Linked DNA regions of Homo sapiens: region 1 is linked to region 2. Evidence: read pairs that join two places in POLR2A ChIA-PET (ENCODE). Cell type or tissue: PC-9. All regions are shown on one strand. Each heading gives the region's core, and the rest is flanking DNA. Links, peaks and the distances in the headings are about the cores only.

What was found. Peaks named below come from ENCODE experiments on the same cell type or tissue, not always from the same donor. Only the 100,000 strongest peaks of a DNase experiment are listed, where the experiment ranks them.
Region 1: POLR2A ChIA-PET joins it to region 2 with 6 read pairs; 1 of 35 experiments calls an interaction of 5 or more read pairs at or near these places.

Annotation. Positions count from the first base shown.
Region 1 is chr3:124,623,264-124,632,018 of GRCh38, reverse strand. The region is part of intron 34 of KALRN (kalirin RhoGEF kinase); the gene reads right to left. Among named protein-coding and RNA genes, the nearest start is that of UMPS, 100 kb to the left of the region's middle. In PC-9, for the core only: no CTCF peak of the experiment used is centred there; a DNase peak (open chromatin) is centred at 4,218.
Region 2 is chr3:125,124,744-125,133,498 of GRCh38, reverse strand. The region is part of intron 6 of SLC12A8 (solute carrier family 12 member 8); the gene reads left to right. Among named protein-coding and RNA genes, the nearest start is that of MIR5092, 22 kb to the left of the region's middle. In PC-9, for the core only: no CTCF peak of the experiment used is centred there; DNase peaks (open chromatin) are centred at 3,768, 4,338 and 7,508; H3K27ac peaks cover 4,120 bases.

The sequences.
Region 1 (8,755 bases), core at 315-8,314, 500 kb after region 2:
CAGATTGAAGAGGTGATCAGGGCCAGTCTCATGACATGACATGTGAGCCAAGGCCTAGTGGTGGTGACGCCATCTGGCGAAGGGCCTTCTGGGCGGAAGAGCAAACACAAAGGTCCCAAGGCAAGGCCTGGGGTGGCCTTGGTGGAGTAAGCCGGGGGGATCAGTAAGAAAGGAAGTCAGAAAAGCTACTGGGAGCTGGGTCAACAAGCATGTGGTAAGCCAGTGCTATGCCTCTGGCTTTTACCTGGAGTGAAAACCCACTGGAAGATTCTGAGCCAGAGTGATTCAATCTGGCTTATATTTTTAAAGGTCATTCTGGTTTCTATATTGAGGGCAAGTGGAAATAGGGAAACTGGTTGGGAGGCCACTGCACTATTCCAGGTGAGGGATGTTGGTGGTTTAGAAGTAGGGTGGTCCTAGTGGTTGTTAGAAGTGATCAGATTCTGGAGATGTTTTGCTGGAAGGGCCAATATGAATTGCTGACAGACTATGTGTGTATGGGATATGAAAAAAGAGTCAAGGGTATCTCAGGTTTTGGGTCTGAGGTTAGGATGGGGTTCCTGAGATGTGGAAGAATATAGGAGGAACAGGACTCAGGGAGGAAATATAGGAGTTTAGGTTTAGACATCTTTGAGATGCCCATTAGATACCTGAGTGGAGAAATTGAATAGCAGCTTGCCTTCAAGTCTGGAGCTCAGGGGAGAAAGTGCTGGTGAGCTGGAGATAATTGCAGAGTTGTCAGAGGAGAGATGGGGTTGGAAGCCATGAAGCTGGGTGAGATCAGCGAGAGGCATGGGTATGGATAAAGACAAAGTCCAAAGACTAAGCCAGAAGCAGGAAGACGAGAGGACAAGAAAGTAGCCAGTGAGGTAGGAGTAAAACCAGGAGGGTGGGGTGTTCTGGAGGCTGCACGTGGAAAATGTCTTACAAAGGGAGAAATCGGCGTGTCAAATGCTGCCTGATAGGTCAGGAGAGTTGACCTAAGAATTAAGTCTTAAAACTGAGCAACATGGAGATCATTGGTGACTTTGAAAAAAGCAGCTGTAGTGGAATGGAGGGGGCCATGGCCTAATTAGAGAGGATGCAAGAGCATGGGTGTGAGAAACAAGACAGAGTATAGAGAATTCTTGTACTGTTTTAAAGGCACAGTGATTGGAGAACAAGAGTTTGTTTTGTTTTGTTTTGTTTTTTAAATCTCAGCATATTGTTTGTAAGCTGTATGCCATATATTGACTATTTTCAATCGTATATGCTTGCAATAGCCTAAACATTTTATGTGGACTATCATTTCATTCTCCGTATAACTCTATGAGGTAGGTTCTGTCATTATCCTCATTTTACAGAAGAAGAAACTGCAGACTTAAAGAGTTAACTTGCTTAAGGACATACAGCTCATAGGGGCAAGGTGAAATCTGAACTGCAGACAGCCAGACTTGAGCACTAAACTACACTACTGGAGCCGGGTGTGGTGCCTCATGCCTGCAATCCCAGCTACCCAGGAGGCTGAGGCAGGAGAATCACTTGAACCCAGGAGGCGGAGGTTGCAGTGAGCCAAGATCGCACCACTGCACTCCAGCCTGGGTGACAGAGGGAGACTCCATCTCAAAACAAACAAACAAACAAACAAACAAACAAACACTACTGGGCCTTTCATGTCTACACCCGCCCAGTTCTCTAGGCTCCCTCTGAATATGGGGTTAGGGATGAGGTTTGAGGAAGAGCAAGTCCAGGGAAAGCCACGCTGCCATGGAAGAATAGAGAGGCTAGAACAGGCATGTGGCAGATGTGGGCATGCAGGAAAACCACATTGAGCAAACTTTATTTAATTTTCCCTAAATCCTTGATTTCTGAATACTCATTAAACTCGGAGGAGATCAGCATTAGCATCTACCTACCTTGGCTTTAGAGAATAGTTTTGAGTTATTCAAAAGAAAGCCCTTTAAGTCCACTTCAGATGTCTTCCTAGTTCTCAGTGCTTGTTTCTACCAGTATTGAGAAAGCTGGGCATTCGAAAGTTGCACAGGAGCATCAGCATGCAAATCAAGATCCTCAGTGAAAATTCCTAAGTAATAATTATGTCATGGAGCACTGATTAGGTCATGTATTATAAAGATATATAAGACAGATTTTTATTTTCGCAGACCTCTTACCTAGCTATACATAGATATCCATACACAATAGAGAGAAGCAGAGAGAGAGAGAGACAGAGAGAGAGAGAGAAAAAATGAAAAAGCAAGATTAAGCATGCAAAATAAAGATAAATTCACAAGGCTGTATGTGATTAATTGCCAGAGGGCTGGTATGGACTTTAGCTGACAAGTAAGCAGAGTTCAGAGGAGGGTGAGATCAGTGTAGGCGGGATTGATCTGAAAAGATTTAATGGAAGAGCTGTATCTGAATAGAAGGGTGAAGGAATTCCAAAAGGGAGAAACAGCAGGAACAAAAGCACAGAGGCAGGAAAAATGAAAAATAAGTTAACAGCCAGTAATAGATCCTTTGGATGAAATAAAGATTAGTGGAGAAAGAGAACCTGGATAGAAAAATTTGTGAGGACATTCAATAATAAACCAGAGGAGTATAAACTTTATTATGAGACTACTGGGAAATGACATGATAAAAAGAGTTTTTTTTGTTGTTGTTGTTACTGCTTTGTTTTTAACGAATCTTGGCAACTATATACAGCACAGCCCTGCGAAGGAGGAATTAGAGCCCAGAAAACCACACTAGGGCTGTGCACAGGGAATATAAAGAAATGAACGTGAGACACTTCAAAGCAAGAAGTGATACCATTAGCATCTGAACAAATCAAAGGTGAGTTGTCTCTGTGTATGCTGATGCTTCTCATCATCACCATGATCTTGGGAGAATACCTGACCAGCTCTACCTCACCCGCACATAGGCCCCCTGACAGTGCCGGTTTGCATACTGATATTTAAATCAAACACAGGACTAGGTATTTAAACAAATTATTACAGTGGCTTTTCATACCTACTCGAAGACTGAGTCACCTTTTCCTATAATGACTTTGCCCTAGACCTAGACTAGAGGTCTAATCTACCTGGGAGGCCCTCTGGCCTACATGCAGCCAATAGAGAAGAAATAAAATCCTGAAATAGGGTGAAAGGATATGGCTGGGCATGGTGGCTCATGCATGTAATCCCAGCATTTTGGGAGGCAGAAGTGGCCAGATCACTTGAGGCCAGGAGTTTAGGACCAGCCTGGCCATCATGGCAAGACTCCGTCTCTACAAAAAAAAAAAAAAAAAAAAAAAAAAAATTAGCCAGGTGTGGTGGCACATGACTAAAATCCTAGCTACTTGGGAGGCTGAGGCATGAGAACAGTTTGAGCCTAGGAGGCAGAGGTTGCAGTAAGCTGAGATCACACCACTGCACTTTAGCCTGGTCAACAGAGCAAGAGAAAGAAGAAAAGAAATGAGAAGAAAAGAAATGAAAAGAAAAGAAAAGAAAGAAAAGGAAAGAAAGGAAGGAAGGAAGGAAAGGAAGGGAAGGAAGGGAAGGAAGGGAAGGGAGGGAAGGGAAGGAAGGGAAGGAAGGGAAGGAGGGGAAAGGAGGAGGAAGGGAGGGAGGGAAGGAAGGAGGGAGTGAAGGAGGGAGGGAGGGAAGGAAGGAAGGAAGGAGGGAAGGAGGGAAGGAAAGAAGAAGGGAGGGAGGGAAGGAAGGAGGGAGGGAGGGAAGGAAGGAGGGGGGAGGGAGGGAATGAAGGAGGGAGGGAGGGAAGGAAGGAAGGAGGGAAGGAGGGAAGGAAAGAAGAAGGGAGGGAGGGAAGGAAGGAGGGAGGGAGGGAAGGAAGGAGGGGGGGAGGGAGGGAATGAAGGAGGGAGGGAGGGAAGGAAGGAAGGGAGGGAGGGAGGGAGGGAGGATGGAAGGAAAGGTGAATGGATGCTTTTGCCAATAGACAGCTGTCTCCGGTGGCTACAACTGGCTGGTCTCATGGGCACAAATCTCAGGCTTTCTGAGCCTTGACCCTGCTGGAACTTTCTTGGATATTGCTTGAGTTTTGTGCATAACTTGGAAAACAGCAGCAGAATATTTGTATTTGGAAGCATAAAAATTGAGCTTCTAAAATTCTCTGGTATGAAGGATAACTCACAGCGTTGCTATACTCAGGGAATATTAGGAGCTCGACTAACTTGGTTGGCATCTCTTTAAGGAAAAAGCTGTAATCTTATCTCAGAAAATTCCTTGCTGGCTGTGGTCTTGGGTGTGTTGACATTGTTTCTGAAGTGTTTGGTATGGGTCAAACTACTGTTCTCAGAAGGCTGGGTGATAAACATCTTCAGAACACTGGTAATAGAAGCAGGGCCTCTCTGCTATCTTTCTGCTGATAAGTTTGCAGAAGCTTTTCATTCACTAGACCCCTGTGATGCCATGTGGCTCTACTGAATCCAAGCCTTCAAGACTTATTATCAGCACATGTCGTGTCAGCAGAACTAGAAGTCCGGCCACATTAACTGTGCCTTGCGTTACCAGGCGAGACAGATGACTGCCTAAGATTTCTGTTCCATGGTACATCATGGCCTGGTTTTGAGATTCACAAATGCACATTTTGAATGACCATTCCTCTTCCCCTGTTGTCATTTACTTCTGCTTCTTTGCTTTCTGTGAAAATTAATGGCAAGAGTATAAAGTACAAATTAAAAACCAAAAGTAATCTCTATTTTGTTGTTTCAAGTTTGTTCCATGCAAGCAACTGGAGCCATGCAACCATGGCCCAAGTTATGGGAATCTCAGAGCTGGAAGCAATGTAATTCATCACCTAGTGGGTGTCCTGACTTGGGATAAGACCATTTCCAAGACACTTTAAATGTCTGGTTATAAAGGAATGTGGCATCATTTAGATTAGAAACATCTACTTAGTTAATCGCTTCTTCAGAGGGATTGGCATGTTATGCTCATCCCATCTTTTTTGGAAAATGGCTGCCATTAGCTGCTAGAGAACTTATTTTACTATCTTTCTAGATAAAACAGCTAAGTGACAGATTTGGAATAACTACAACAATAATATCGTTCTCTCGTCAAATCATCCCAAGTCCAGGCAGGTGTTATTTATTAGGATTCCCACCTTAGGAAACAGAAAATGAGACTGTTTTAGGAAACTGAGGCTCATAGTGACTGGCAAAGGCAAGACTTAAACCCAGATCTGACTCCACCACACATGTATTTAATCTTATCTCTACATCCAAGTTCATTCCATGTGTTCCTTTCATCTTTACCATTATTATAGAAGGGAGCATCAAGTTGCTTAAAGGTTTATATGTGGAAAACCACTTGTCACAAATCAGTAACAAAACTAGTACCAGCATCTAGGCATCCCTAGGCCTATTCTAGGGCTCTGAACCAATGCTTCCTCTTTAGCAAAGAAGCTTTAGAAACTGCCCAAAGACCAATGACTGGCATTAAGTAAATGGGAAGACAAATGGATCCCTGGACACTGCAAATAATAAAGAGCCCCTAATGTTCTGGTATGTACAGTTGGCTTTCTATAATTAAAAAAAATTTTCTGAAGCGAATTTTATCATGAAATAGTTTTAAAATACAGAAAAATATAGAAAAAAATTGACATCTATGTACTCATCACCTAGATATAGTGTAAACATTTTTCCATATTTACTCCAAGTTTTTTAAAAATAAAAGATTACAGATATAGTTGAAGCCTTTTATGTTGCCCAGTTGCAATCCTACTCTCTAATTGCCCTCATCAAAGTTAAATTCTCTTCTGAAGCTAGTGTGCATCTTTCTTATCCATGTTGTTAAACATTTACTTTTATGTGAATATAGTATTATTTTGTGTTTTATAGTTTATATAATTATCATAATGTAGGTATTACTTTGCAACTTCATTTATTCAAAATTATTTGAGATTTATTCATGTTCATACATGTAGATCTAGTTCATTCATGTTAATTTTTTTTTTCTTTGAGACAGAGTCTTACTCTGTTGCCTAAGCTGGTGTGCAATGGCGCGATCTCAGCTCACTGCAACCTCTGCCTCCCAAGTTCAAATGATTCTCCTGCCTCAACCTCTGGTGTAGCTGGGATTACAGGCATGCACCACCACACCCTGCTAATTTTTGTATTTTTAGTAGAGATGGTGTTTCACCACATTGGCCAGGCTGGTCTCAAACTCCTGACCTCAGGTGATCTGGCCACCTCAGCCTCCCAAAGTGCTGGGATTATAGGTGTGAGCCACCGTGCCCAGCCTCATGTTAATTGTTGAATAATATTCTTTCATAGGCTACATCATAATTTTGTAATATATTTTCCTAATGAACATTTGGGCATATGGGGATATAGAGATAAATAGATATATAATTGTACAAATCCATTTGCATGAGTGTGAGAATTCTTCTAGGCAGTGCTTCCCAAACTGTCTGTGGTAAAGAATCAGTTTTACTTGTTTCCAATCTATTTTGGACCAGTACTTTTTTTTTTTTGGAAGAAGATAGAGATGGGGTCTCATGATGTTGTCCGGGCTGGTTTCGAACTCCTGAGCTCAAGGGATCCTCCTGCCTCAGCCTTCAAAGCGCTAGGATTACAGGCATGAGCCATCATACCTGGCCAGACCAATACTTTTATGAAATACATCACACTCTTGGATGTTGTGGAACTGTCAAAACACTCATTTTCTGGGCTCATCTCACTGTGGATTGGACTTAGTTCAAAGACCTTGGCTGTCTGTGGTCACACACTGAACAGCACTGCTTTTACTCTAAAGCATAAATCTCCAGGTGGAACTGTCTGGCTCCACCACTGGGCACTGTTATGACTCTGGGCAGGTTACCTTGGTTTCTGTATCTCTGTATCTTGGTTTCCTCATCAGTAGGGAATATTAGAACCTATCTCATAAGGTTGCTCCTAGGATTAAGAAGTTAATATTTGAAAAGTGTTTAGAACAATGTCTAGACCCAGAGAAGCATTTGTTAAATAAAAATTAATAAAACCATAAAAACCTCCCCTAATTCCATGACTGACTTTTTTCTGTGTATTCATTCATTCTATCTGTGTGTTCTTCTACAGGCTAGTCTCGATATGTTAAGCGTCAAAAGTTTTAGCTTCAAAGTTCTGTGTCTCATGAAAGCAAAAGAAAAACCTAATACTACCAGTTGCCACCTGGTAATAGATTCTCCCTATCTCCAGTAAGTAATGATAGCTCTTTAACCACTCCTAAGACCAATGCCTGCAATCTCTTCCTAGAATAAGGTAGCCTCATCCTTTGGCTATCAGGCAATTTTCCCCCTCCCTCACCATTTGGAAGTTTAAGCAGCACAGGTTATTCCCTGAAGATGACACCTGCCTCCTTCTATCTATCTACAGGGGTATCCCTCAGAATGGGAGCCTCTGAAGGACTCTATGAGGAGGTAATTGAACAACTGTTGAGATTATGGTCTCAGATACCATCTTGGGGGTTAGAATAAGCACGTTGATGTTATTAGCCTAAGCCTTGGGGCAACAACTCCATGATTTCAGGTATTTTAATCACAGTACAGTAATCTCCCCCTTATCCATGAGGGAAGGGATGCAGTCCAAGATCCCCAGTGGATGCCTGAAACTACAGATGGTATCAAACCCTATATATGTTTTTTTCTATACATGTGTACCTATGATAAAGTTTAATTTATAAATTAGGCCTTAAGAGATTAACAACAACAACTAATAATGAAATTGGACAACAATAACAATATGCCAGCATCACTACTCTTGCGCTTTGGGAGCCATCATTTAGTAAAATACGGGTAACTTGAACGCAAGCACTGCAATGCCAGGACAATTGATCCGATAACTGAGGCAGCTACTAAGTGACTAATGGGCAGGTAGCATATACAGCATGGAGATGCTGGACAAAGGAATGATTCAGATTCACATCCTGGGCAGGACGGAGTAGGATGGTGTGACATTTCATCACACTACTCAGAACAGTGTGCAATTTATAACTTATGAACTGTTTATTTCTGAAATTTTTCATTTAATATTTTCAGACCTCAGTTGACTGTGGGTAACTGAAACTGTGGAAAGTGAAACCTCAGATAGACGGCGACTGTTTTAGCATGTTTCCATGCAACACACATAAGTGCTACCTGCTTCAACTGAAGACAAAAATCAGAATAAAGCCTAGGAGAGCTTGTGCACTGAACATATCCTAACCAGTCCATTGTCTGTGTCAAACATTGTCCTTCTTCTACTTAGGTAGCCTTTCATTAGTGTGATGGTTAATATTGAGTATCAACCTGATTGGATTGAAGGATGCAAAGTATTGATCCTGGGTGTGTCTGTGAGGGTGTTAACATTTGAGTCAGTGGGCTGGGGAAGGCAGACCCACCCTTACTCTGGGTGGGCACCATCTAATCAGCTGCCAGCGCAGTTAGAATATAAAGCAGGCAGATAAAACGTGAAAAGACTAGACAGGCCTAGCCTCCCAGCTTACATCTTTCTCCAGTGCTGGATGCTTCCTATCCTCAAATATTGGACTCCACGTTCTTCAGTTTTGGGACTTGGACTGGCTCTCCTTGCTTCTCAGCTTGTAGACAACCTATTGTGGGACCTTGCGATCATGTGAGTTAATAAACTCCCTTTTGTGTGTGTGTGTGTGTGTGTGTGTGTGTATAAATAAATATATATATATATATATCTCCTATTAGTTCTGTTGTCCCTCTAGAGAACTCTGACTAATACAATTAGTAACCAAATAAAAGGTACCTGCATAGGCCAGGCGCACCGGCTCACACCTGTAATCCCAGC
Region 2 (8,755 bases), core at 285-8,284:
GGGAGGTGGGTGACAGGAGGACTGCTTGATCCTGGGAGGTCAAGGCTACAGTGAGCTTTGGTCACGCCATGATACTCCAGCCTGAGTGACAGAGTGAGACCCTGTATCAAAAAAAAAATTGTGTGTGTGTGTGTGCGTGTGTGTGTGTGTGTGTATTCCTGATTATAGTGATGGTTTTATGGGTATATTCATATAGCAAAGCTTTTCAAGTTGTTACACTTTAAACATGTACATCTTATAGAATGTTAGTTATACCTCAATAAAGCTGTTAAAATGAAAAAGACAATAACTTTAATCATCTTTAATTGATTTTCCTCAATCCCACTTTTCCTTATAGCAATAGCCTTTCCCTCTCCTCTTCAAAGCCAAACAACATGGCTCCCCATGTCCATTCTTGTATCCCCTACTCAACTCTCCCAGTCTCTCCTTTGGGAATTGCAAGCCTGTCTCTGCAATGACATGGCTCTTTCACCAGTGACTTCCTTGTTACTAAATGCAGCGTGCATTTTTAGTCTCTCACTTTATTTAACTCTCAGCAACAACCCACTTCCCCTTGCATTTCTCTTGCCTTCCACGATGCAGGCTTCTCAGCTCCCTCCTACTCTCTGACTTGCCTTTATAGGTGCATCCCCTCCACCTGCCTGTCCAATGTTGGGGATCTTCAAGCTATTCCTAGGCCCTCACATCTCTTTCTCAACTATTTTCCTTGGAGTCTCATCCATGCTTATTGTTGAATAACCACCCTCAAAACTGGTGACTCCAAAATTTACACTTCCAGCCCAGACTTCTCTTCCAAGCTTCACATCATACATTCAGTTGTCCATGTGACATCTTCTCTTGGGTATCTTGGACCGAACAAGTTTGAACCAAACCCATCTCACCTACCCCTCAACTTGTCCTCCTCCTGTACTCCTGATGTCAGTAAATGGCACCTCCACCCAGCCAAATGCTTATGCCAGTGATCAGACCTCCCTCTTTCTTTCCAGTGCCCTCTAAGTCTTGTCAATTTTACCTCCTAAGAGTTGCTAGATTCTCTCTACTTCTCCTTATGTCTACCACCTGACCACTCTGGTCCCAGCTTCATCTATCACTTGTATCACTGTGTCAGCTTCCTGCCTGACTTTTCTTAAGGCTCGGCCATGGAAATGAGCCTGGAACTAGGGCTTGGAAGTGGCAGGTCGAATCCTGGTCTACAAATCCAGATTTGCCAGAAATAGTGCGTCGCTTTCATTTTTATAAAACAAAAAGAGTCAGTCTCCGACTCTAAGCCTTCATTCTGCCAGGATGGCTTAAAAGTAAGAGCAGTAATTCAGCATGCCTCCACCTGCTCCTGCCATGCTCTGCACCAGCTCCAGGGGCTTAGGGTTTTAAACAGTACCCAGACATGTTTGGGGGGCTCTGCAATTCCTTATCTGTAAACAGAACCAGGCCTTCCCATTGTCCTGTCCATAGGGCCTTTCAGGTTTGTGCTGCCTCTGAGCCACGTTCAAGGACTGGAAATCTGAGATTGGGAACCCTATGCTTAGGGTCTATGTACTCCCCAAACCTTTCCTTCTGGGGGTCTTACCGGCTCCCCACCAGTACTGCCAGGGAGTTGGCGGGGTGGGGGTTCCAGGTCCTCATTTCCCCAGAACCTGGGAACAGCCTCTCTCTCTCCCTGCCCCCGACTCCAGAACCAATCTTCTGTCAAATATGGGGACACTCCTGTCCAGGGCCAGCTTTCTGGGTGTGTGACCTATGCATTTACACTGTCCCCACCCTGAGAAGGGACTCATGCTTGTTTTAAGGCTTTGCTGTTACTAAAATTCTTGGGCCCGGCCTGGTGGCTCACGCCTGTAATCCCAGCACTTTGGGAGGATGACGTGGGCAGATCACTTGAGCCCGGGAGTTTGAGACCAGCCTGGCCAACATGGTGAAACCCCATCTCTACTAAAAATACAAAAATTAGCCAGGTGTGGTAGGGCATGCCTGTAATCCCAGCTACTCAGGGAGGCTGAGGCAGAAAAATCACTTGAACCTGGGAGGCAGAGATTGCAGTGCGCTGAAATCGTGCCACTGCACTCCAGCCTGGGTGACAGAGCAAGACTCTGTCTCAAAAAATAAAAAAAAAATCTTAATAATTTTTGATTCTGCATTTGTATTTTTATGTGGCCCCACAAACTGTGTGATAGTTTTTCTCCTTGTCGCCTCATGTTTTCCCCAGCGATTCTGCTGTTTCTTTTCTGTTTCCCTCCAAAATCTTCTAAGGACCTAGGCTTTTGAGAAACAGAAGCCAAAACAGTGCACAGGCAAATTCTGCTTCCTCTCTGCCTCTTGTCTCCCACAAGACAAGAGAATATAGGTCAGCTTCCTCCTGAATGGACAGAAAAGGAAAAGGGAAAAACAGAGGGAATTAAACAAAGTTAACATCTGATGATGTTTCCCAGCCTCTCTTCCTCTTTCCTTCCACACACAAATTGAAAACCATCTGAGTGTTCTCTGGAGCCTGGCAGTGTCCCCACTGAGTGAAGACCCCTGGGCCAAGATACCAGGTTAGCATTTACCCTAGAGGCAGGGCAGAAGGCCTCTTTGCCTGGTCACACTGTGCAGGGAATGTCTCGGGCGTCCTCAGGTGCACCAGGGGTTTGTCTTGGCAATGTGGCCCTGATGTGCCCCTCCACTCTGCTCCCACGGCTGGCTTTCCTAAGAGAGAGGATGCCTGGTGTGAGTGGGGGAAGGGGGCGGTGAGCCTCCCCTCCAGCTTCTCCCTCCAGGCAGGAGTTAGCAGCAGCCTGAGGCTTGAAGGTGCCACCCAGTAGCCCAGAGTATGAGCTGGACTCACATGTGAGATCAGCTAGTCCAACTCCCAAGCTTTTGTCTTTTTAATCCGTATTTCTTTTTCTTTTTCTTTTTCTTTTTCTTTTTTTTAAGACAGGGTCTCGCTCTGTCACCCAGGCTGGAGTGCAGTGGTGTGATCTCAGCTCACTACAACCTCTGCCTCTCTGGTTGAAGAGATTCTCGTGCTTCAGCTTCCTGAGTAGCTGGGATTACAACAGCATGCCACTATGCCTGGCTAATTTTTGTATTTTTAGTAGAGATGGAGTTTTGCCATGTTGTCCAGGGTGGTCTCGAACTCTTGACCTCAAGTGATCCACCCGCCTCGACCTCCCACCTCCAAAAGTGCTGGGATTAGAGGCATGAGCCACCATGCCTGGCCTATATTCACTTTTGATAATGATACTAAAAGCCTCACAGACACTGGACATTCTGGCTCAGAGATGGAGTGTCGTTGTCCTTCCGCTGAAAAAGCTATAGCTACCTAAGACGATGAGTCAAGATTTATTTTCTGTGATTTAAATTATGAGTATTATTTTGAAAGCTTTCAAATGTAAAATGATAATAGCGCATAGATTGTAACTACACAGGCCTCTCTGCCCCACCCCTCTTAGGGGACCTGCTTTCCTGTCCCTCTCACTCTCATTGGCCCAACTGAGGTGAAGAATCATTGATCTGATCCTTTATTTTACCAGCTGGGGAGGAGGGGTGCAGAGGAGCTTATGAAGGACCCGACAGAGGTCACGAAGCTGATTAGTGGCCAGAGTTGGGCCGTCACCCTGCTGTGGAGAGCTGCCCTCCGTGTCTCTGTCTCTGTTTTTCAGGGCCCCAATTGTAAACACAATAGGCAGGACGAATGGTTTGTATGACTTGCTGTCTCCTGGCAGATGTTCGGTTAAGCTATGAAAAGCATGGATGATTGGCAGTTTCCATGGTGATAGATTTGCTAAGGATTAGCTCCGAGTGAGTCATGGCTGGGGTTCCCTCCAACACCATCCTCTTCTGGAACAAGAGAACCTCCAGACTGTGGCGAGGAGAGAGTTTTGATGAACAAACCCTTCTGTCCCCAGCCCCCCATCCTCCTGACAGAGATATGATGGTTAAGTTACTTCAGATATTTTATCCCAAGGGCAGGCAGCTTCCTGGGAAGAGCGGCTGGAGATTCGGTCTGGTGCTCCTCTGGATTTAGGAAGCTGTCCCCCTGCCCCCTCACTGCACTCTTCTCCATTACACCCTGTGCTGGTGGCTGCAGGGGTGGAGTGGGGGGAGCTTGGAGTGGATGCTGTACTTGCTTTGCTTCTTAAAGTGCATTCCTTCTCAAAGTGCATTCCTTCTCCAAGCTCCACTACCAAACTTTCCCTGAGAAGCAGACATCTCCTCTCCAGGGTTTCACACATACCATGTGGATGCAGCCACTCCAGGGATCCAGGAACACGATTCACAGAGGAACTAGGAAATGGAAATTCACTGAAAAGAATATCAGTCATGTGAAGTCCTGTAACCCTTGTTCCCAGATTCTAAACTCTTACTGGAAGGGATAAGGGCCTCTTTGGCCACAGCCAACACATGGGCCTGTGGTTGACCACACCCAGCACGAAAAAATGTGGTAGGAAACCTACAGCCTTTACTGAAATGTCCACAGTCACCTTCCTTTTCAAGAACCCAGCTATTTCTGTGATGCCCTTTGACCTCCCTGGGCCTGACTCCTCTCTCCTGCTCATGTACACACCCTGGGAAGCTCTGGGAATTTGCTGGGCCCTCCAATTGGCTGGCTGTCTCCAGGCCCCTCAGCCCGGCTGTTAGTGCTCACCCCTCCTCTGGCCTACTTCCCCCATTCCCCCCTCCTAGGCGTCCCCTGGGTCTCCTCACAAGTTATGTGTCTTGTGAGTGAGAGGACAAGAACCTGCTGGATCAGAATGGGGTTCCCATGTTTAAGGACTAGAGAGCCCCAAGTAGGGACAGTCTGAAGATGGGGGCTCACTCCACTCCCTTCATTCTGATGGACTTATGGGCAGAAACAGGAGACAAGAAGGAAGCTTTGGCTGGGTGCAGTGGCTCAAGCCTGTAGTCCCAGCTACTCGGGAGGCTGAGGCAGGAAAATTGCTTGAACCTGGGAGGCAGAGGTTGCGGTGAGCCAAGATTGCATCACTGCACTCCAGCCTGGGTGTCAGAGTGAGACCCTGTCTTAAAAAAAAAAAAAAAAAAGGCCGGGCGCGGTGGCTCACGCCTGTAATCCCAGCACTTTGGGAGGCCGAGGCGGGCGGATCACGAGGTCAGGAGATCGAGACCATCCCGGCTAAAACGGTGAAACCCCGTCTCTACTAAAAATACAAAAAATTAGCCGGGCGTAGTGGCGGGCGCCTGTAGTCCCAGCTACTTGGGAGGCTGAGGCAGGAGAATGGCGTGAACCCGGGAGGCGGAGCTTGCAGTGAGCCGAGATCCCGCCACTGCACTCCAGCCTGGGCGACAGAGCGAGACTCCGTCTCAAAAAAAAAAAAAAATAAAAATAAGCTTAGGCCGGGCACGGTGGCTCATGCCTGTAATCCCAGCACTTTGGGAGGTTGGCGGGCAGATCACGAGGTCAAGAGATCAAGACCATCCTGGCCAACATGGTGAAACCCTGTCTCTACTAAAAATACAAAAATTAGCCAAGCATGGTACATGCCTGTAGTCCCAGCTACTCTGGAGGCTGAGGCAGGAGAATCACTTGAGCCCGGGAGGTGGAGGTTGCAGTGAGCCAAGATCACACCACTGCACTCCAATCTGGCGACAAAGTGATATTCCGTCTCAAAAAAAAAAGTTTTATAATTATTATACATGTCTATTTTTTGTAATTTTATTTATGGAATTAATTTATAATTGTTTTATCAAAATAATTATACATATCAACAGTTTTTATCAAAACAATTATAAATATCGACAATACTTATTATCATTACAATAACCTATTATGTCAGCCACTAAGCACTTTATGTATAGTTTTCTGTTTAAACTTCTCCACAGCCTGACTGGTTCCATCAGACACAGGGCTGCCATGAAGTGGTTGAAGCCTGGGCTTCAAGGTCCCTCACTTGCGTGAGCTCCTTCCAAAGCCTTGTTCCTAATTTTATATTCATAATTTTGTACTTTCAAAAAAATTTCAGGCCGCATGGAACCTAGATCCTCCCACAGGTTCTATTATTTACCCATTTTACAGATGAGGAAACAAAGATTTAGAGAGGTTATTTCCCCAACATCTCCCAGCCAGTAAGCGGTAAACCCCGTTGCTTCCCATAAAGAGAGAACACATAATGTTGGTGCCGCCCCTCATCCAGAAGCCAATAAATCTTGCCTGGGTCCTGGAGTTGGAAAGTTGCATTATTTGACACTGTCTGTCCCAGCAGCATCTCTAAAACATTGAGAGGGAGGGAAACTCACAAGTTTTGCTCCAAGAACAGAGCAAGACAGGTTTAGAGATTTCTGCAGGAACAGCTGAACAAACCAACCAACAAGCCAGGTATGGGAAAGGAATGGGGTTTGGAAATCAGAAGGAAGGTAAAGAGAGGCAGACCAGTCTTTAGGAATCTGAGGGATTTCTGAGTAAGGAGCAGAGCCCATCTCTCCTGGGTGAGCATTTATTTAGCACCTACAAGGTGCCAGCCACTGTGCTAGGTGCTTATGAATATCTGTTCCAACTTCACCACAGTCCTGCAAAGCAAACAGTATAATCCCCATTTACAGGTGAGGAAAGCAGGGCTCAGAGCCACATTGCCACCAAACAGTAATAGATCCCTTTTTTCAGTTAAAAAAAAAAAGGCAGCAGATGAGACTTGGGCACGTTAGTGCATGTGTAGTCTACCTTCATAAGAAAGAAAAATAAAGTTATGAACTTAGAAAACAGGCAGCAGAGAAACGATTAAGCTATAAATGGAAAGAAAAAGTTGAAGAGTTTCTGAGGACACAGATTTGGATTGAAAAGTCCCCAGGAGGAATCTTGGAAGTTCCTTGAGAAAGAGTAAGTAGTCCTTTATGAACTAACAGGAACCTGAAAAGCCTAGAAAAACTGTTGGGATTTTCTTTTCCTACTAATCTTCATTTTCAGGAACAGAAAAGGGAATTGGGGTGGGAAACGGGCTTGTGGTAATTGGTGATAAGTAAGGACTTTGATCAATGTGTGCCACTGGGTGATTCAGGGGGCAGGGAAGAAAAGAGATGACCTACCCACTTGCAAATGTTGGTAAGTGGTCATTGACATTTACACTGGTTATTTTACCCAAGGATATATTTTTGAGAGCTATAAGGGGTTGATTCATTTTCTGGCCCTCTATGTCTTCTGTGAGACCAGACACTGGAAGTAGGCGCTGACCCCAAGTCCCCTGTTCACCTGGTGCCATCCATCGAAACTGTAGGTGTGATGTCAATGTCTAGGTGGCTACGGATGCCACTCGAGGTGTAGCCTCATAAACCTAAGCTGGTCAAGTGATGGCTGACACCTTCAGACTTGCATATCAAAACTGAGACCATAAATATGTGCCTGAAGGCCCCAGGACTGGGGTGGAAGACCAAGCCAGAAGGCTTTCCCCATATTAAGGAAGCTGTTTACCTAAGTCACATGGTAACAGTGTGCAGACCAGACAGATCATCGTTGTGATGCAGGGAGAAAAAATGTTTTTGGGTAAAGCAATTAACTGCTTCCTGGAATTGGCGTTTAAAACCCAGAAATGCCATCAATCCAGCACTGTCTAGAGATTAGGAGCTGGTGATGCAAGTGCCTGTGGCGAAACCAATGCATCGCGCCGATTATAACTGATAAGCTCAGCCTTCTTGTGGGTATGTAACCCCACATTAATCATGCAATTACTATTTCAGAAGGGGAAATCTACAAAGAGCAGGGGTGTTAGGAAGAAATGGAGAGGCTATGTGATGTAGTGGAAACAACACTGACTTGGAATCAGGAAACTTGAGGGTTAGTGCTGGTTCTGTTAGCAATTAGCTTGGAACACTTGAATCAAATGGCTTCCCTTCTTTGGGCCTCCGTTGCCTCATCTGTGAAATAAAAGGTTGGAGTAGATGATCGCTAGGGTATCACCTAGATTTAAGAATCATGATTCTAAATAACTGTTTTATTTTTTATTTTTATTGTTTTTGAGACGGAGTCTTGCTCTGTCACCCAGGCTGAAGTGCAGTGGCGTGATCTTGGCTCATTGCAACCTACGCCTCCCAGATTCAAGCGATTTTCCTGCCTCAGCCTCCCAAGTAGCTGGGACTACAGGTGCGTGCCACCATGCCTGGCTAATTTTTTGTATTTTTAGTAGACGCGGGGTTTCACAATGTTGGTCAGGCTGGTCTCCAACTCCTGACCTCAGGTGATCCACCCACCTTAGCCTCCCAAAGTGCTGGGATTACAGGCATGAGCCACTCCATCCAGTCCTAAATAGCCAAATTTAAACAATTTTTGGAAGCCCGCCAAGAAAAGTGTCGAGACCAAATAGTAATTATAAAATGGGCACTGAGTGTTTCCCAAACTGTGCTCTGTGGAACTTTAATAATGAAGAAAGTTTTCATTTCTTTAAAAAAAAAAAAAAGGGTTCAATGCCAAATAAGTTTTGCGAAACTGTGTGCTGTATTTCTCTTCTTAGAGATGGACAATGAATATTAGCATATTATAGGCACTACAATAGCCCAGCACCGAAAACCTCTCTAATTAAGGTTTTCCCAACCTTATTTTCAATTGTGGAACTTTTTAAAAAATGTAATATTTGTAAAACACCTGGGCACTAATGCTCTGGGAAATAGTATTTGTTCTATTACGCCAACCCTAAATGTAACTCTAACCTTAATGATAGTGTTTTAAAATTGCACTGGATGCAAAAAGAAAGCAAACTAGAGAATTTCTGTGACACTTAACACAGACAGGAAAAAAATACTAAGTCAAAATAATTTTTCTAGCTCTAACTAGTGA